Linked DNA regions of Mus musculus: region 1 is linked to region 2. A link is a loop called in an ENCODE intact Hi-C map of the cell type or tissue named here. Cell type or tissue: gastrocnemius. All regions are shown on one strand. Links, peaks and the distances in the headings refer to the core of each region. The heading gives the core; the rest is flanking DNA. Region 1 has its middle 170 kb from the start of Gm13847. Region 2 holds the start of Gm13848 (predicted gene 13848).

The links. A loop is a pair of places that touch in the nucleus more often than their neighbours do. Peaks named below come from ENCODE experiments on the same cell type or tissue, not always from the same donor. Only the 100,000 strongest peaks of a DNase experiment are listed, where the experiment ranks them.
Region 1: it touches region 2 in a loop (4-fold over the local background); 11 of 42 quality-filtered maps call a loop at or near these places.

What each region holds. Positions count from the first base shown.
Region 1 is chr6:31,836,803-31,844,367 of GRCm38, forward strand. No RefSeq gene overlaps it. Among named protein-coding and RNA genes, the nearest start is that of Gm13847, 170 kb to the left of the region's middle. In gastrocnemius, for the core only: CTCF peaks have their summits at 1,969 (motif pointing right) and 3,999 (motif pointing left); DNase peaks (open chromatin) are centred at 1,981 and 4,014.
Region 2 is chr6:31,660,903-31,668,467 of GRCm38, forward strand. The region is part of intron 1 of Gm13846 (a long non-coding RNA gene); the gene reads left to right. It overlaps Gm13848 (predicted gene 13848), which reads right to left and starts at 5,229. Exons shown (of 3, transcript NR_152155.1): 1 at 5,022-5,229; 2 at 2,932-3,252; 3 at 1,318-2,835. It overlaps Gm13847 (a long non-coding RNA gene), which reads left to right and starts at 5,258. Exons shown (of 4, transcript XR_868938.3): 1 at 5,258-5,587. In gastrocnemius, for the core only: CTCF peaks have their summits at 3,753 (motif pointing right) and 5,349 (motif pointing left); a DNase peak (open chromatin) is centred at 3,773.

The sequences.
Region 1 (7,565 bases), core at 1,678-6,677, 180 kb after region 2:
TATCACAAGTACCTGTTACACATTTCAAGGTCCATTTGGCAGGGCAGGGTTTCCCACCTCCTCCCTTCTCTCTCCAGCTCACTAGCTTTGCTCCCTGCAGCCACTCATCACCCTTATAACCCTGCTATTTAAGCTTTGCTCACTCTTTTTGTCTCCTTTTCCTATCTCCTTCCTACCCCCCTGTTTAGCTCCCTCCCCCTCTATGTGCCACCTCCTGCTGTTCTCTTAACTGGATCCAGTCTGCCGACCATGCTCAGGACTCTGGACTCTTCCTCTGGCTGTTCTCTCTCTCATGCCTACAATAAACACTTCCCCTTTAACTATACCATTGAATGGTCACAATGTCAGCTTTTACAACTGTAACTCCCCTTAGCAACCCTCTGAAGATACAACCTCAGAACCCACAGAGTCACACCTTTGGGTGTTGTAAAGGCACAAAAGCACTGCCCTTTGAGAAGCCCACAACCACCTTGGCTGGGTCTTATCTTTTTTCCCAGAGCACTTTCTGTCTCGTAATCTGTGTTTCTCTTAATTTTAAAGCATCTTTCTCTCTTTTGACCTATGTTGAAATCTTCTTTTTAAGAAGTTGTCATTCTGTTTCATACTGGCTCATTCTAAAACTCTTTTCTGTGGCGAAGAAGCCTGGCTTCACCTGAGTAAAAGTCTCTGAGAAGAACTGAAGTGCCAACTGCCTCAGGCCTGCCTCTGCCACTGAACATTCCCTCTCTGTAAGAAACACTCTCCCTATGTGGCAAGGGAGGCCCTGGCTCTGCTTAGGCCAGGCTGGTCTCCTGAATCTGAGTTACAGCTGATGCTAACCTCCAAAGGGATGGGACATATTTGTATTCAAAGAGGGACGATTAGGCCACTGAGAGACACACGGGAAGATCGTCTCCTGAAGTGTCTCGTATCCCCTTTGAACTCATTTGGGGCCTTGAATTTAAAGGCGCACAGGCCAGCTCTAGAACAGGCTTTTGATCTCCTGGGATGCAGGGATGGGTGGGTAGTAAGACAAGCCTCAGGAGGGAGTTTCCAGGATCCCCGTGGCTACCAGCCCACTGACACATCTGAATGATAGGCTTCGGGACTGTGGCCTGGCCAGACTTGGACGTGAACTCCATCAGAAGAGTAGTCCTACTCTGGAAGAGTCCAGCTGCCCTTTTGTTCTCTGGAGAGCAAGCTGCATAAGCCATTGGATCTGTAGTAATGTCAGCCAGGCCCTTCCATGACATTCCCTTCACCATCTCTTTGTCTAGCTTTTTTTTTTAAGTACTAGTCTAAAGGAACACCTTGATGGTGAGGATTGTGTCTTGTAACACTTTGTAGCTAAAACATAGCTGGCTGCCCTATCCTCTTGCCCCTGTAAGCTGAGTGGGTAGGGCTTCCTGTAGACCTCAGTAGCTACCTTACCTCTAGTATGAGTGGCTATGTGAGCAGCTGTAGGTCTGTTCATTTTCCAAGGCTTTGAACAGTCACCTCAGACCATAGACCCAGGGATTGCAAATCAAGAAGAATGCACTTTCCCAGGGCTAGAGGACAGATGTCCAACATCAAGGCATCGCCACGGTTGGTTCCTACAAAGGGCTCTGGGGGAAATGTGTTCATAGCCTTTCTCCTACTTCTGGTGGCTACTGGTTGCCCTTGGCATTCCATGCTGGTTGGTGATAGCGTCCCTTTGGTCACTGCATCCTGTGACATTCTTTCTTTTGTTTCTGTGACCCTGAGTCTGCATATGGCCTTTTTGGATCAGAAAGGCACTGTTTAGTGAATTGGTCTATTCTTCGATTTGACTTGATTATAACCACAAAGCCCTTATTTCTAAACAAGGTCACAGAGATAGGGGTGGTCAGGAAGTTAATAGATCTTTTTTATTTGCTTATTTAAAAATGTAAAAAAGATTTAATTTGTTTTTGTATGTTTGAAAGTTTTGCCTGAGTCTGTTATGTGCATCACGTCTATGTAGTACCCAGACAGGCCAGAAGAGGGCACCAGATTCCCTGGGCCTAAAGTTACAGGCAATTGTTAGTAGGCTTGTTGGTGCTGGGGATTGAGTCAGTCCTCTGGAAGAGCAGCCAGTGCTCTTAATGGCTGAGCCATCTTTCCAGCCCCTTAATATGTCTTCTTAAGTTGTATAATTCATGCCATAAAAGAAATCCTTGAACTTACCAAACACTGTTCTGCCCATGAGAAGTTTGGTACATTAGAGAGGGCACTGTGTGCGCAAGAAGGAGCTTAGACCCCCAATCCTAAAGAGTGGATCCTGGGTCCCTTCTCCTTCCTGTGCCTTAGTTTCTCTTCACAACAAAATTATCTGTTGACATTGCTGAAGTAACTGCCATTTCTCTCATTCCTTGAGCTTACATTCATTTTGGATTTAGCCATTCTCCTGCCTCAAGGGGAGAGAAGAAAAATATATCAAAAGAAGGCATTGGGCAGAAACAAATAACCAAAGGAGAAACAAGGAGGGAGAAAGAACAAGGAGAAAAGCACCTACATGCAAAGGGTGTGTGGGGCAGTGTCACCAAGGGGTCCCTGTCCCTGTCTCTCTTTGTTTCTCTGTCTCTGTCCCTCTGTCTCTGCCTCTCTTCTCTATCTTTCTGTCTCTGTCCCTCTTTCTCTGTCTCTCTGTCTGTCTCTGTCTCTCTGTCTCTCTCTGTCTGTCCCTGTCTCTGTCCCTGTCTCTCTGTCTCTATTCTCTGTCTCTCTATCTCTGTCTGTCCTTATCTGTCTCTGTTTCTCTGTTTCTGTCTCTCTGTCCCTGTCTCTTTCTGTCTCTGTCTGCCCCTGTCTCTCTCTGTTTCTGTCTCTCTGTCTGTCCCTGTCTGTCTGTCTCTGTCTCTCTGTCTGTCTCTGTCTCTGTCCCTGTCCCTGTCCCTGTCTCTGTCTGTCTGTCTGTCTGTCTATCTGTCTGTCTCTGTCCCTGTCTCTCTGTGGTATTTAACCTTGTTTGCTCATAATCTGGCTGCAAATAAATATAGCTTCCTAATAAGCAGCAGAACGTTTCCCCTGGCTGCATACAAACTCCTGCTTTACAAACCATTATCTCCCGAGGCTATTAATTTAGAGCCTATTGTGAAAAGGACTGCCAAGGCACGACCTGTCAGAGGTGCTCTCTCTCTCTCTCTCTCTCTCTCTCTCTCTCTCTCTTTCACACACACACACACACACACACACAGAGAGAGAGAGAGAGAGAGAGAGAGAGAGAGAGAGAGAGAGAGATCCTTTTCTTTTACTCCTTTAAAGAGGGCAGTCTGCAGGTAGAATTACGTTTTGGGTCTGTAGCCTCAGCTGTCCTCTTCACGCTCCTCCACTGGGCAAAGACACATGGCCTTGATGTAGTTACACGCACCCTCTGTACTTCCAGGGCCAGTGATGGCAGCTCCCACTTAAACCCTAGTGTCCCATGAAGTCCACAGCCTGAGACACTAGGGCATCTCTTGACTTCTCTGTGGCTTGCTCTAAGATGGAGTCTTTGTGTTGAGATTTCCTCAATCAAACCACCACAGTTCACGAGGCTGAAGTGCTGGTTCCATTCATTACCAGATGCCACATTGTCGCCTCTCAATTCATATGTGCCTTCTTCCACCTCAGGGGCTATGTGGTTGGTGCCTTTTCCATGACTTCTGATGTGCAACTGGTAAGTAGGGTTGCTAAAAGAAGCAAAGAAAGATCCTGATGTCTACCTATGACATTGTACTTTTAGCTCAACAGTGAGGTTTTAGCATAAGTGTATCTTAAATATTGCATGGACTCACTTGGAATATATATCCACACACAAATACATATATGTGTATATACATACACACACACATATGTAATGTATTCACATTGTTCTTTTAAAGTGAAAGTGAACTGGGCATCCTGAGTGTTTTCTGGTGAGCCCGGCAGTAGGGGATGCTGAAAAGATGCTTTGTTTTGTTTCCTGAGTCTTGGGTCTTGGATATCTGTGAGACCCATTCTTTCCCATCTCTGGACATTTCCAAAAGAAAGTAATAGCTCCCCCTGTTGGCTGTCAATGCCCTCTGTAGAGAAGGAGTCAAGTGAATGCCACAATAAATAAAGATCCAGACTGGCCTTTGGGAATATGGCTGCCTGCTCTGTGATTGGTCAGCGGGAGCTCCATGCACCTGCCCGGCACATGCATCTTGTCACAGGTGCATCTTGTGACATGCATCTTGTCACAGGTGTTTATCTTTTGCCATTACGACTCCAGAGAAGTGGGACAGTGAGATGTGAAAGCCATCAAAATAGGGAACATCCCAGCAATCAGACGTCTAAGAATCTGCCTCAAGGAAATAATGAAAGCTGTGTACCAAGATTTATGGCCCAGGACAGCCATCCCAGGGCTGTTTATAACAGTGAAATACTGGAGACTCTAAGGGTCCAATAATGGGAGAATGGTAAATGACAGGGCATTCTTAGAGTGGAATATTATGTGACAACTAAAAATGGTGGTGTTAGAAAAATCTTTTTCTGACATTCCAGTGTTACTAATACAGAGAGTAAGAAAGCATGATACATGGCAATGTGATCTTAACAAGTCTAGAAGGAACCAACTTACCTGGCAGGCTCTGCCTGTGGAACTGAAGCCACTAGAACCTTTCCAGTGCTGTGGTGGGAGGCGGGGAGACAAGGGGCCAAAAACCACATCTTCCATTATAAAGTTGTGTTTTCCACACATGTCTAGATGATAACATGTCTGTGAGTATGTCTGTATGACCTGGGCGCCTCACTGATACCTGTACCCATAACCCTGTCTTCTCCATGCCTGCCATGCTTCTGGTTAGCCTTTCATGTCTCAAGTTCTACCCTTGTCAGCTCTTGGCTATCATTCTGCTCTGCTGCCTACTCCCTGAAAGAAAACCCCTCCCTCTCTGTGTGGTATATATGCATCTCTCTCTCTCTCTCTCTCTCTCTCTCTCTCTCTCTCTCTCTCTCTCTCTCTCTCTCCCTCTCTCTCTCTGTGTGTGAATACTTGCAGAGGTTAGTTCAGCCCTTTCACCTTGATACTGGGTCTCTTGTGTTTCACTGCCTTATATGGCAGGTTAGCTGGCCTGTGAACTTCCAAGGATTCTCTGGTGTCTACTTCCCATCTTGCCATAGGAGTGCTGGGACTACAGATACACACTGCTGTAACTGGCTTTACATGGGTCCTGAAGACTTGAACTAATGTCCCTAAGCTTGAATAGCAAGTACTTTACCCACTGAGCCATCTCCCAACCCAAAGGATTTTCGAGACAACCTCTAGTGAATGGTGTACTTAAAATTTAAACTTTTTCTTACAGTAGTGAGGATTGACCCTGAGGATCAGAAAGCATATAAGAAAAATGTAACTATATATGTAATTTTTCAAAAATTGCATTTGTCTTTGAGACAGGCAGTTTTTAAAGTTCCCACACACTCTCTCAGCCAGCCCCTTGCTGTCCTATTTTGTTGCCATCTTGTGTTAGTGAGGCACTGACCACAGTTGGTGATCCAATATCCATACATTATTAGTAAAGTCTGTAGCTGACATCAGCATTTACTCTGTGTGGTTTGTCTCATGCTTGAAATGTATAAAGAATGTTGCGGTCATCACAGACTTAGGCAGAGTAAGAGTTCGACTGTCCTAGGAATCCCCTAGGACATCCCCATCCCGTCCCAAAACAGAGGTTCTCTTTCGATCTTTTATACTTACTAATCTTGAGGGTGGAGCACACAGGCTGCTGCATGTGCATGGAGATCAGAGGACAGCTGGCAAGAGTCAGCTATCTTCTCCTACTGTGTGAGTCTTGAGGAGCAAACTCAAGTCAGCAAGCTTGACTGCAAGTGACTTTACCTACTGAGCCATCTCAAGTCAGCTTTTAAAGTATACATCTTAGCAAGTGAACAAGGGCCAGTGAAACATGAACAAATTATTGTTTTTAAAATCAGGGCATTACCTGGTGTGGTGCTTATGCCTAGAATCCCAGCACTTGAGAAGCTGATGTTAGAAGACCACTACTGTGGGTTTGAGTACAAACCTGGGCTACATAGCGAGTTCTTGACTAGCCTGGGCTGTAGAGTGAGAGTCTCCCTTGAAGAATAGTGTGTGTGTGTGTGTGTGTGTGTGTGTGTGATTTCTGACTCTTGTCTCATGTGTCTCAATAAAAACAGGGACTTCCTGTTTCGTAGACTTTAAAGTTCTATAAATGTTTGGTGTTCATACAGCTTAATTATAAAGGACCTTTAAATAATGGAGAGATCGTCCCTTCTCGAACGGTTTAAAGGCCTGCAGCTGAGAATCCATAATCGCAGTTCCCCCACTTTTCTGGCCTGGTGCCCTCTATACCCAGGCACCTATCCACCACTTTCCTCCCCAGGCTGGATGCCTTCGAACCATTCCTTAACTTCGGGACCCCCACCCACTTCACCTCATCCTTTAAGATTTGATTAAATGCAATGCGTTCTCTAAAGACTTCCTGTTTGGGTGAGAAATGGCTTCTTCCCGGTGCCTCTCAAACATCCTGCTCATGGGTTTTCATGCACTTGAAATAAATTCGTTCGTACCTCTGTCTCCTCTGTAAGTGTATCTAAGGATAGATAGCTTTGGAAAAGGTCCATATACTGTGTATGGTATTTTGAATGAAAGTGGCCCCGTAGACTTACCTCAGGGGCACTGTTTGAAAGGATTAGAAGGCCTTGTTAGAGGAAGTGTGTCACTGGGGATATGGCTTTGGGCTTTCAAATGCTCAAGCCAGCTCCAAGTGCCCCTCTCTTTTCTTGCTGCCTGCTGGTCCAGACCCAGAACTCTCAGCTACCTCTCCAGCACCATGTCTGCCTGCTATGCTCCTTTCCATGATGATGATAATGGACTAAATAAATTTCTGAGCTGTAAGCAAAGCCCAATTAAATGTTTCCGTTATTAGTTGCTGTGATCATGGTGTCTCTTCACAATAGAAACCCTAAGATACGATGCCTATTAAAAACGTTGCTTAGCCAGACATAGTGGCACACACCTTTAATCCAAGGACTCATAAGGCAGAGGCAGGTGGAGCTCTGCCAATTCTAGGCCACCCTAGTCTATGCTGTAGTAGGTTCCAGGACAGCTAGAGTTAAAGAGTGATATCCTGTCTCAGGGATGGCAGGGGGGACGGGGTGGGGTGGGGTGGGGTGAAGGAATAGGGTGGGCATAAAAATGCTTCTTGTAGATAAGTAAAAGTGTTTGTTGATTGAAACAGTATTAGCATCCCCAGATGAAGGCGTTTTTCAGCAACTCTTTATTCAACACTTACAATGGGTCATATACCATTCTAGGCACTGAAGAAGCCCTGGTGGGAACAAAACAGAGAGGCCTCTGCTCTCAGGGAATTCTCATTCTTCTGGTGGGGGATAAGTGATAAGCAAACAGATAAGAGAATCTTAGAACTAAACAGATAATATCACTCATTTAGTCATTCAACAAATACTCATTAAGCTTCTCTCACATGTGAAACATTGTTCTAGTTGCTAGGGAACAAAAACGAAGATTCTGCCTCCAAGGACACGGAGATAAAAGAACATGACTCGGTGGGCTGTACCGTCAAGGCAAATATCTAAAATGAACA
Region 2 (7,565 bases), core at 1,057-6,056:
TAGGGTTAAGCAGGGACATAGTTGCAGTGCTAAAGTCTCTCCACCAGAGGGCGAGAAAGCCCCACATATGAGACCTAAAGGACAGTGGTTGCAGATCAGAATTAGGTCTGCATGGGGAGAGCGTTAGACTGAAGAATTAGGCCTGCCTATAATCATTCTCACCGAGAAAGAGTAGGCAAACGTTTCCCAGCATCTAAAGCCACATGGAACAGAGCATAACTTGTGGGCGTGCTTGCCCTGGTGGGGTGACACTATAAGGTACCCACCCCTCCACCCCACCCGGCTGACACAGGAAAGATCTCATTTGGATCATGTCAGTTCTCCACTTCTCTGATTCATTGTTCAAAATGGGGGGTTAACTCCAATTTTATCTGAGAGGACACTGGCCCGTGAGAGCATCACTGGAGGTGTCAGGGCCACACCTTCTGCTCTGAGGACCCTGGAGACGGATCACCACTGCTCATGGGCCTGGCTGAGGGGCCTGCCTTTGTTCAGTTGTAGGCAGGACAGTCTCAGAATCAGACTGAAGCCAGGGCAGCTGCACAACACGTTGACCCTAGGGTTCATCATCCTTGATATGAATATTAAAGACCAGCTCTTAACTAAGGTCCATCATCAGGGATGATGTCAGCGCACCAACATTCTCTTGAGAGTGAAGGCAGCAGAGTTCAGCAATGGCAGTGGTGGGGGCTCGCCCTCTCTCTGTCCCTTGAGCCTGAGCACTGGTTTGAATCATGGAGGGAAGGGAGTCCTTGTGAGTAATGAAGGGAGATGGGAGAGGCCGTGAGATCACACAGTCTTTTTTTTGTAACATCACATTTTTTATTGATTACTTGAGAATTTCATATACTGTACCCCAATCTCACTAGGCCTCCCAGATCCAGCCCTCAACTCTTGTGACCTTATCCCAGAAAAAAGAAGAGAACAAGAGGAGGAGGAGGAAGAGGAGGAGGAGGAGGAGGAAGAGGAGGAAGAAGAAGAGGAGGAGGAGGAAGAGGAAGGGGAGGAAGAGGAGGAAGAGGAGGAAGAAAAGGAGGAGGAAGAGGAGGAAGATGATGAGGAAGATGAGGAGGAGGAAGAGGAGGAGGTGGAAGAGGAAGAGGAAGAGGAGGAAGAGGAAAACCAAGGACATTGTGTATTGCCCACATACTCACTAGAGCATGGTCAAACTCCCAGTGGCCAACCTCTGAAAGAAAACTGTTTCCCCACCCCCACCCCCATCAAAAGCCATCAGCTGTGAAGAGTTATACTTCAGCATCTCCATCAGAATTCTAAGAGTTCTTTTCAATGGCTTCCTGTCTAGAGTGTTTCTTTTTTGGGAGGGGGTAGGCGTGAGGGTTGGGGTGGGAGAGGTTGTCACAGAGGACATCTATGTCTCTCAGTCTCAGCTGTGAGTCTGCAGTCATCACGCCCACTGCAGAAGAGGCTTCCTTGTCCTTCACAGTCGGGACATGGGTCATGGATCCCCACATACTTTCTGGGGACACACAGACCCACGGACATCAGCACAGACCTCAGCTGTAGCACAAATTACAGACGCCATCGTGGTCCTCTGCGGCAGCACAGGTCACAGGTATCAACATGGCCTTTAGTGGCAGCATGGGGCATAGACACCAACATGGTCTCCAGTGGTAGCACAGCCTATGGGCATCAGCATGGCCCTTGGCATGGACCACGGACACTATCATGGATTCAGGTGGCAGCACATTTATACAGATCTGTATAAATATTTTCCTCTCTGGGCATTAAGAAGCAATCCAGAGGAAGAACAAGTCAGACACTTGTCTCCTCTTCCATGATCTGTGGGACAGTAAACCATGCCAGGAAGCTTGGTGGGTAGAGCGGGTTGAGACCCCGGAAACTCACACCTGAGATAGAAGGTGCCTCCCTGCTCCCTGCTAGATACCTGGTCTGGAAGACCTGCCACACTTCCCACATAAGGAAATGTGACCTGTGGTGACGTTCACCTAGAACAGAGTTCTCCATGCTAAAGAAGTACCTAGAGGCACTGAGAGTTTAGCCAATAAGCTCCCCTTCCCAGACATTCCTCCCTGCAAATGGTATTTAATCTCGGGTTCATCCACCCTGAGAAGAAGATATGAATATTTTCCAGGATGAACAATCAATAAATAGTTTGGAACCTAGGACTGTCTCTTTCATCTACCACCGTCATGGGGAGCACGGAGCAGGTCTTCGCCTACAGAGCCACACAGCCTAAGTCTCCCATAGGAGGGCCCTCTGGGCCCTCAGACAACTGCTGCTACCTTCGCCAATGAGCAAAGCTGGAGCGCCCAGCCCCAGGCCTGGTCGACATGCCATTCTCAGCCTGTCAGCCCCCAGTGGTTTTAGCCTTGCTGTGGCCCGTGGACCCCTGACACCTTGTTCCCGACTCCTCTGTGTGGTTCTCTAGCAGCGACTAGATGCTCAGAAGTTAGGGAACACCAGCTTCGGCTTGCTCACATCTCGGACTGTTTTCCCACCCCCAGAGCGGTGTCTCTGTGCTTCCCTGAAGCCCAGCACCTACCAGGCAGCAGCGTGGGTGGGATAAGCGTAGTCAAGCTCCCTGCGTTTCTCTTCCCAAGCGGCCGTGCCCTGCCACGGGGTGGGATGCGGACCCACAATGGTCCAGGAAAGAGGATGCATTTTGTTATTGCACGTGGCTGACTCAGACACAGGGAGGAGAGATGGGTCTGTTCGATTGGTTTAGTCTTGCCACAGTCTAGGGAGGGACTCTAGAGGAAGAAGACCCGTTGTAGCTAAAGCAGTGCAGGAGAAAATCAGACCACATCAAATGGCATGGAAGGCTGAAGAAGCTGTCCAGGACAGAATCTGCCTCTGAGAGAAAGAAACGGAAGAGGGTGAGTTTTTTAGTGAAAGAGGTGATCTAGGTTATGGTGGGCTTGGGGCAGCAGCCACATTTCATCAAAATACCTCTGTCCTCTTCTGTTGGTCACATGTGGGGAATCCACAGGAGTGCACGTGACACAGCAGTGACTGGAGCTCCAGCCTTGCAGCAGGGTCTGTCCTGAGGAACCTTGGGCCTGATTTGCAGCTACGCTGGGAGGGACCTCCCTTCTCTGAGAGACTGTTGCTTTCTCAGGTCTCTGCAACACAATTTCCCATCTTCTACAGAGTCACAGGTCAGCATCGAACATAGCCTCTTTCAGACCACAGGATCCCTTCACCAGGTGACAAGTGGGGTCCAGGAAGACCGGACAAGGACCAGGTCTTGTATTGTAGGTGTTCTAGGGCCTGTTAGAAACACAAAGTAACATGTGTCAAAGCCCTAGGACTCCTTCAGAGTCTGGCTATGTAATGTTTTCTGGGGGGAGGTGTGGGTGAAGGGGACAATCTTTGATCTTCCATTTTCAGTTGTGCAATGGAAAGGCCCCACCCTGTCCCACCCCACCCTGCCCTGCCTTCAGGGCTCTTTTTGCAAGGTGTGATGCCAGTGACTGTGAATACACTGTGCCCTGTGTAGCATGGTGCAGACGTGGAGAGTGTCATATTCTTTCTTCTGGTAAAGTAGGACCCCTCTTTCTCCCCCTTGAATCTCCTCTGCTGCCTGTCTCCTTGTTTTTGTGAGATGTCATCTCTCTTAGGGACAGTCAGTCCCATGGTTTCAGGTGAAGCCACCAAGCCTGTGTATCTATTCCCCATTGAAAGGTGAACGGAGGAAGGGGACAGTGCCCTTCTAGCCTGGTCCATTTTCTCTTTGGGACTAGCTTAGACGATTCTCGAGAGTACCAGCAGGGGGCAGTGGCACCTCACATCTCAGTCTCCTGCCTATGCTTGCAGGTCATAGCGCTGGGATGGGGCAGGAAAGCCACCTCATTGAGCAGTGTGTGTGGTGTTCACCAGGCAGATCGAGAATGTCTTAATGACCTGTGCACCTTGCAATGGATTGCCCAAGAGCCCGGTGTGGCAGCACCATGCCAGCAGTCAGGCCTAGGCATAGGCACCGATTTGCTTCAGGAGTAGAGGATGAAGGGAAACTGTTCTGGAGAGCACTAAGTGATGGGGAGGCTCTCAATGCTGCCCATGGGGCAGCTGGTGTCCCACTGAGACCCGCTCTAGAGACAGTGGCCACAGATGAGGCTCAGTTGAGCCCAAAGGGAGCCATCTGCCTGGGTCCTCTACAATTTACTTCTGAGAGCAGATGGTGACAAGAGGCAGGCCTTGAGGGAAGGCCCAAGCGGGACACACCAGCAGGACCATCGGCTTCCCTACCAGTGTCTCTTCTTGGCCTTCCTACTCCACTCAAAGTCTGCTTCCAGCTCCAGCCCCTGGCCCCAGATCCTAGAAGCCTTATCTTATGCCCTCCTCAAACTCCACCTGTGGACTTCTCTGTGCCCAAGGTGTGACTACAGGAGCTACTGAATTAAACTTACTACAGCATCAGGTCCTGGTGACTGTTCTTCTAATTTAGCACCTGGGGCCCGTGCAGGATGATGCTCCAGGAGGGTGTATGCTGACCCAAGAGGGCTTGGTCCAGGGTTATGGGGACTAACAACTGATGAAGGTTAGGCTTCTCCTCTTTGGCTTAAAGAAGCTTTTAAGGAGCCTTAAAGGGTGTGTGTGTGTGTGTGTGTGTGTGTGTGTGTGTGTGTGTGTTTGATCGTATTGTTCTTTGCCATCAGAAATTATAGCTAGCCCTGTCCTGAGCTTTGCAAGTCTCAACAGCTCCTCAAAGGTGGATAGCACAGTCTTCCCAGGATTCCCCTCCCTAAGCGGCAAGGACTGAACATAATGTTTACTCAGATCTGAGACACGCACCAGGCCTCGGGATATTCTGGGCTGAGGCTGCAGGCTGCAGGCTGTTTTGTTCTCTTTACTCTTATCTTCCTACTGCCTCGTGCCACCACAATTGCTAAAGCATTTACTCAGCAGCATCCGGCCACGCAGTCCTTAGCTGAACCCGCGTGCACATATCTCTTTAAAGTTTTTACCATGTGCTAACACCCTTCCTCCTCTCGTGGATTGCTGTCATATTCTAGGCCCCACGAATAGTCAAGCTTTACCGTTATGATGAGATCCAGATGTGGCTCCAGATGTGGGGCTAGGCAGAGGGTTAGAGGAGGGTGGGAGCAGATGACAGGGGAACAGCACCGGGAGCAGGCTGGGTGTATTGCAAGGCAGATATGGGGATGAGCGTGGGTCAGAACAAGGCAGGAGGTAGCACAGACTGCAGGGAGTGGAGAGAGCGACCGGTGGGCCAGACCAGGGAGAGGGAGGAGGCAGGAACAGGAGGAGGCTCATTCCTTGATGAGGAACTCTGGGAAAAGGGAACCTTTATGACTGGGACTTGGTCTGGAGGAGAGCTGGTGGGAGCACCACCTTGTGGCAGTCCATAAGAGAGCCTAGAGTTCAGGTTTGGAACTAGCGGGCTTGAAGTAGCTCCCCAGGGGCCTCAGGTCTTAGCTTCAGCCACAAGCCCAGTTTTCTGCTGTTGGTAAGAGCAGCCCTACATGTGGTCTGAGAGCTTGTGTGCTTTGCACATCACTGACTGGAGGCTGGACCAGGTGTTCTCTGGGAAAAAAAAAGACCGAGCCGTGCCTTCAAGGAGCTGCTGCTTAGGGAGCCAAAGGTGGGTCGGCGGCACTGGTGTGTGTGTGTGTGTGTGTGTGAGAGAGAGAGAGAGAGAGAGAGAGAGAGAGGAGGGGGGAGAGAGAGAGAGAGAGATATGTCCAGTCCTGAGCATTTCCTGCATGCACCACGCTGAGCTCCTCCAGGGCTGCCAGCCTGGCCCTGGTGTCTGTGTACCCTAACCTTACCCAGGCAGCATCTCTGCCTTTCTCTGGCCAGGGGTTCAAGACAGCTTTGTTCTGTGCCCCTTTCCTGAGCCTTCTGCTGGGTGCCATCTGCAGAATGAGTGCCATGTTGACAGTTGCTAATGGCTATACATCTTCCAGGTGGGAACCTTGAATAGTTTAGCATAAGACCGTAGCTGAGCAGGCAGGGTTGACGAGGGGACATTGTAGGATTTTTTTTTTTGACTCTATGCCCCTCACTATGTGGATGCTTATGCTTTCTGCTTAGAGGCCGATTTGTCCCCACCCAAAAGTCTGTATTCAAGATTGTAGGAGGTCTGTAAGGAACTGGGTTCTGCTTTTTATAGGTGTTGCTGAGAGCCTAGAGGCCAAGCAGGGCTCTGGACTCCTGATTCTCCTTTGCTCTGTCAGTTGAGTGTGGTGTGCCTTCCCACCCCGATGGGAAGACAGTAGTGGAGTCGTCCTTATCTTCCCCTTTCTTCTCTCCTCCTGTTCCTTCTCTTCTTTCCTTCCTTCCTCAGCCCTCTGCATCTTGCCTCCCTCCCTCTTCTCTCTTTTTTGTCAGTACTGGGGACTGAACTCAGGGCTCTGCATATGCTAAGCAAGTAGTCTACCACTGACTTATTTCCCTGACCCCTTTGAAGGTATGTGTGCATGTAGTGTGTGTGTGCACGTGTGTGTGTATGCGTGTGTGTGAGATATGAGCTCACCTATGCACATATGGAAGCCAGAGCTCAAATTTGGCTATCTTCCTCTGTATCTCCATCTCATTTTTTGGGACTAGCTTGCTGACTCCTGGAGCTTTCCGATTGGCTAGGTTGGCCAGCTCTGGGTTCCCCCTGCTTCTGTCCCATCAGTGGTAGGGTTACAGGTGTGTGCCACTGTGTCCGGTTCTCATGCGGAGGCTTGGGATCTGAACTCAGGTCCTCATGCTTAATCGATAAGCACTTCACCCACTCAGCCATATCCACAGCGGGCGAAGACTTTTTAAGTCTCTTTCTACCCTTTCCTCCTCAAGTTCACAGAAAATTCATTTTAAAAAAACTTACATCTTTCTTCAATTATTTGGGCTCTTTAATCTCTAATCATTTGCTCAGTGTCAATCCTATAAATTGTTCCCAGCTCTTGCTTCTCAAGTGAAACTTTAAATTGGACACATTAAGAGTTTGGGGACTTTAATGAGATGATTGCTACTTGGGTTCCACATGTTTCAAAAATCTTCCAACAGATTGGTGACTTAAAAAAATGAGTGTTTTCAGATTTCTTCTCCTCTTATGTCAGGCTCTGTCTGGGACTTCTTTCCTGTATCTTCATTTAGTCTTCATGATGGTGCGTCTGTCAGGAAGGCAGTGTTGTCCCCCGTTATACAGGCAAGAACAATGAGGCTTGGGGAAGCTAAGGGCTTTGCTAAAAGTCATGTACTGGTTAGCAGGTGGAAGTGTTCCACAGGTCTCTAAGAGGACGCCTGCCAGTGTAGAAAGCAACCTTCAGGCAAACTCTATCTTATTAAAAAGAGGTTCATTTATTTTTATTTTGTGTGTATACGTGTTGCACCTGAATGAATGTCTGTGCACCATGTGTGTGTAGTGCCAGTGGAGGCCAGAAGAGGGCGCTGGATTCCCTGGAACTGGAGTTACGATGGTTGCCATCCACCATATAGGTGCTAGGGACCGAACCTGGGTCTTCAGCAAGAACAGCAAGTGTTCTTAATCGTTGAACCATCTCTCCAGCTCCTACAATGTTTTTATCTTAATAATTCACACAAATGCTGTGGATTGTATTTTGTATAAAACG